Regions from separate parts of the Homo sapiens genome. Here region 1 is linked to region 2. The links are chromatin loops, found by intact Hi-C in ENCODE. Cell type or tissue: PC-9. All regions are shown on one strand.

Evidence for each region. A loop is a pair of places that touch in the nucleus more often than their neighbours do. Peaks named below come from ENCODE experiments on the same cell type or tissue, not always from the same donor. Only the 100,000 strongest peaks of a DNase experiment are listed, where the experiment ranks them.
Region 1: it touches region 2 in a loop (20-fold over the local background); 3 of 110 quality-filtered maps call a loop at or near these places.

Annotation. Positions count from the first base shown.
Region 1 is chr16:88,387,609-88,390,108 of GRCh38, reverse strand. All of the region lies in intron 1 of ZNF469 (zinc finger protein 469), which reads right to left. Among named protein-coding and RNA genes, the nearest start is that of ZNF469, 5.9 kb to the right of the region's middle. In PC-9, a CTCF peak has its summit at 1,496; a DNase peak (open chromatin) is centred at 1,588; H3K4me3 peaks cover 739 bases; H3K27ac peaks cover 1,556 bases.
Region 2 is chr16:88,234,979-88,237,478 of GRCh38, reverse strand. It overlaps a transcript of ZNF469 not described here. Among named protein-coding and RNA genes, the nearest start is that of LINC02182, 42 kb to the right of the region's middle. In PC-9, no CTCF peak of the experiment used is centred here; a DNase peak (open chromatin) is centred at 1,017; H3K4me3 peaks cover 1,386 bases; H3K27ac peaks cover 2,377 bases.

The DNA of each region.
Region 1 (2,500 bases), 150 kb before region 2:
GTGGCCCCCGAAAGTCTGATTATTTCTTTCTCCTCGACACACAGCCACCCCGGAAAAAAGCTGTGGGTCCCTTGGGAGGAGGCTGTGCAAGGACGAACAGCGTCATCTCTGGCAGCGTAGCGGGGCCCTCCGCAGGCCGACCCCACCTCACTCGCGGCTTCACCAGGCTCCCTTGAGGAAGCACCTGGCCCTGCATGTGGAGAGTGGAGAGTGGACAGGTAAGTGTTCAGGAGGCGAGGGCTGTGCTGTCCTCAGGGGGCCAGGGAGGCACAGCGGGGGAGCCTCCTGGGGGACTGCGCTGTCGTTCAAAGACACAGCCTTGAGGTCCCCATGGCCACTCACTCCCTTGCCTTGACTTCCCTACTCAGGGAATCCTGAGCCCCATTCCCAGTTTGAATCCTGGCCCCATTCCCAGTCGTGTGGTCCTGAGCCAACGCCTCACCCTCCCCTGGCCTGGTTGCCTCATCCACAGAGTCGGGGTAAGAGGTTCCCACCACTGACACACTGGTGGGAGCGGAACGGTGGGAAAGAGTGGGGCAGCTCCTTGAAGGCCAGGGTGGCCACGGGACGAAGCACTTCCATCCCCAGGAAGCTGCCCAGGAGAGATGACAGTGGGTGCCCACACAGAAGCGGTACACAAAAGCTCACGGCAGCTGGACTCACAACAGCCAGACAGGGGAGGCAAGCCAGGCGTCCAACGGAGGAGGGGTGCGTGCACAAAATGTGCTCCGTCCACGGGGCAGAACAGCGCTCAGCCGCAAAGACGAAGGAAGCGCCGACTCCCGCCACGGCACAGATGGACCCTAAAGATGTGACGCTGAGTGACAGAGCCAGTCACAAACGAGCGGGATGTAGGAACCACGTACTCGAAGTGTCCAGAATGCACAAATCCACAGGCAGGAAGGAGCGGCTGCCGAGGGCTGGGAGAGGGGAATAGGGAGTGACTTCTTCATGGGCACAGGGTTTTTTTTGGGGTGATAAAAACGTTCTAGAACTAGATGGTGGTGATGTTTGTACAACCTTGTGAATATCCTGAAAGCCACTGAAGCGCACACTGTAGGAGAGCGGTTATGTGACTCGAGAGCTTTATCGCTGTCTCTGTAGAAAAGGTTCCTACAGCGAAGGGCTGGTGTAAGGCACAGAGGATGGCCCTGGCACCTGGCTCCCCGGCTTCTACAGATGGGGCAGCTTCCTCCAGTATGGAGACTGGCCCTGGCACCCAGCTCCCCAGCTTCTACAGATGGGGCAGCTTCCTCCAGTATGGAGACTGGCCCTGGCACCAGGCTCTCCGGCTTCTACAGATGGGGCAGCTTCCTCCAGTATGGAGATTGGCCCTGGCACCAGGCTCTCCGGCTTCTACAGATGGGGCAGCTTCCTCCAGTATGGAGACTGGCCCTGGCATCAGGCTCTCCGGCTTCTACAGATGGGGCAGCCTCCTCCAGTATGGAGACCCGGGTATCCTGGCTCCCACGCCCCCTCTGGCTGGGATCTTAGCAAGTCACATTCCTGCCCCTGCCCGGAATGCAGAGAAGCTCCATTCTGTAGCCTCCCAGTGGGCAGTGCCCGGCTGGCCACATCCAGGCCTGGAGACGCAGGCTCTGTTTACACACAGCCACCTTGGCCCAGCAGCCCCGGAGGAATGCGGAAAACCCCGCTCAGGGACGCTCCCAACGGTCACATTCTGCAGGCGGCTGCCGTGCCCGGCCGGTAGGAAAGCCTCAATGGCTGCTCATGAATGTGGACTCTGTTTGGCCGCTGGCTGGGATGCTGGCCCTGCGAACAGCCCAGAGACAGGACAGGCGCTGTTAGCAGTTAGCCAGGGGACGGAATGTCCCCCATCCTGCCTCTGGCTCTGGCCCACCGGCCAGGAGGGGTTGAGGGTGGGGAGTGTTAGGAGCAGCCCTGGGCACAGCTCCCTCGGCCGGGGCTGCTGAGTTCACACTCACTGCTCACTCATCCCTCCACTCACCTGCCTATCCACACCCTCGCGCCTGCTCGGCCGCTCTCCTCTCTGGGGAGCCCCTCTGCAGCCACTCTGGGGTTGTAAAGAGACTCCAGGTGCTGTGCACCCCACTTGGTAACGCAAACCGAGGCTGGGAGCCGTGGCTGCCCTGTCCTGGCGGTGTGGCTGGGAGGGCTGGGTGAAGCTTGGCCCCAGAGCTCTGAGGACCCCAAGCCTGTGTTCTTTCCACTTGAGGGGCCACCCACCCTGATTGGAGGAGCAAGGGCTGGGGAGATGGGCCCTTTGCTCCTGGTTCCTCCACGGCGGGGGGCAGAGCTCCTCTTGCTTCAAGAGCTGGGTGTTAGGGGGACGGGGTGGCAGGAGCCCCAGGTCCACCATACTAGGGTGGGCCAGGTGAGCACCCAGCGTTCCCCACACACGCTGAGCCTTCTCAGCCTGGCCTGCGGGCTCTCCTCGCTGGGTCAAAAACAGCTTATATTTGGAATTCTCCTCCCCAAGGCCAGCTCCCTTTCAGCAACAGTGTGATTCTCAGAGACC
Region 2 (2,500 bases):
GGAGGGCAGGGAGGGTGAGTGGCAGGAGCACGGAGGGCAGGGAGGGTGAGTGGCAGGAGCACGGAGGGCAGGGAGGGTGACTGGCAGGAGCACAGAGGGCAGGGAGGGTGACTGGCAGGAGCACAGAGGGCAGGGAGGGTGAGTGGCAGGAGCACGGAGGGCAGGGAGGGTGAGTGGCGGGAGCACGGAGGGCAGGGAGGGTGAGTGGCGGGAGCACGGAGGGCAGGGAGGGTGCGTGGCAGGAGCACAGAGGGCAGGGAGGGTGACTGGCAGGAGCACAGAGGGCAGGGAGGGTGAGTGGCAGGAGCAAGGAGGGCAGGGAGGGTCCGTGGCAGGAGCATGGAGGATTTAGGGGCCCAGGAAGCTGCTCTGTGATACTGTAATGGGGATCGTGTGCCATGATTCATCTGTCAGCACCCACAGAATGTTCTCAGTAGTGGAACTGGAGGGCAAGGGAGGATGGAGAGAAGGGATATGGTAATTGTTATCTGCTCTATTTTCTGAAACCTAAAGCTGCTCTTAAAAATAGTTTATTAATTAAGAAAAAATTAGAGGGATGCTGGTTTGCTTGGCAGAGCACTGATTCTTTTAAGTCTGTGAACCAAATATAATTTTTTTTTTTTTTGAGACAGAGTCTCGCTGTGTCTGCAGTGGCACTAGCTCGGCTCACAGCAACCTCCGCCTCCCAGGTTCAAGCGATTCTCTTGCCTCAGCCTCCAGAGTAGCTGAGCTTACAGGCACCCCCCACCACGCCCGGCTAATTTTTGTATTTTTAGTAGAGATGGGGTTTTGCCATGTTGGCCAGGCTGGTCTTGAACTCCTGACCTCAGGTGATCCACCTGCCTCGGCCTCCCAAAGTGCTGGGATTACAGGCGTGAGATACCGCGCCCAGCCCAAAAATAAAACTCTAAGCTCCCCAACCAACTGAATGGAACCCTCTTCTCAGCCAAGAGGATTCCAAAGTAAACCTGAAAAACAAGTTCAGGCTGTGATGGGAAGTGGGGGTCGGACACGTCTCTTTATACCCGCCTCCCTATGGAATTCAGGCCCAGCTGACCAGCACTCACATTAAAACTGAGACTTTAAGACTGACAGCACAGGCTGTTTGTAGCAATAAGACACCAAATTCCAACCCGAGTCTAGTATAACATCACATGACAGGGAGCAGGTCCTGGAAGGAATAGAGTGTTTGACATAATTTTAAACGGCCCCGCAAAGCTGTCTCTTGTGGGGAAAATCCACATTCTGTAGAGAATCCTCTTCCCTTTCCAGGGCTTTTTCTGATGCTGGAGAGATGGGCTTAGCATCTAGCACATTTCAAAGGTCTCAATAGGAGACATTTGCCATCTATTGCCTTGAAGGGCAGCCCCCTATGAGATTTCTTCTACAGAATACGAACTTTGGTCTCCACAACCCCTTATCTTAATCCAGACACTCCTTTCTGTTGAGTCCAGGTGATCAGATAATAACTTAACTCTCTCAACCAATTGCTAATCAGAAAGTCTTTGAACCCACCTGTGACCAGGAAGCCCCTCCTCACCTTGAAGTCATCCCGCCTTTCTGGGCAGAGCCAACGCACATCTGTCAAGTATTGACTGACTCTGCCTGAACCTCCTGTCCCCATAGTGTATGAGCTCACACTGTGGCCCAACCCCCTGCGGCACATGTCCTCAGGACCCCCTGGAGCTGTGTCACGGGTCACGCTCCTCACATCTGGCTCAGAATAACTCTCTTCAAATATTGTATGGAGTTAGATGTTTTTTTCAGCAACAAGTCCTCATGGGGAACCACGGTTTGGTGTCTTTCTCTTCTCAGATACTGAATTCCTTGAAACGTTGACCTCCAAGATGCTAACTCAGGTGGGAGGAATTCAAGACAAGGAAGGAGCCTCTTTTGGGTTCTGGTTCCCGTCCCGCTACTGAAAACCCCTGATACAGTTCAAGGAGTGCGACAGCGCTGGTTTCAAATCCAGGTTTGCAGCCTGGTCTGGCGTGGAGAGGTTTTACTCTTGGGAGGCCCAGGAGAGGCAGAGGCTCTGGGCCAGGGAGGGCTGGTGTCCACGGCACTCCCAGTTCCGCGCTCCAGGTGTGTTGGGGGAGGGTGGCCACTCAAAGGAGAGAGCCTCAGAAGGAGGGCACTGGGGACCCAGGTACTGCTGAACCCAAAGAAATGAGCCGTTAAAAAGGAGAGAAATGTGTGCGGAAGCCCGGAGCTCCATGGGCAGGGAGGGCTGTGAGGGGAGCCAGGGACCAAGGAGAGACCCCGTGGCTTCGACACTGCCAGTCAGGACCCTCTCCATCCCTGGAGAGGCCCGGTGCGAAATGAAACCACGGGATCCCTTGTCAACCAGTCTCAAGAATTTCAGCAGCAGCCCCAGCGCCGGGCCTTCCCAAGCCAGATCCCACACCAGAAGGCCGGGGCCCTGCAGGACCCGAGCTTGGCGGCATCCCTCTCCTTCCCAAGTCTAGGCACCTGGAAGGGGGCGAGGAAGGGCAGAGCC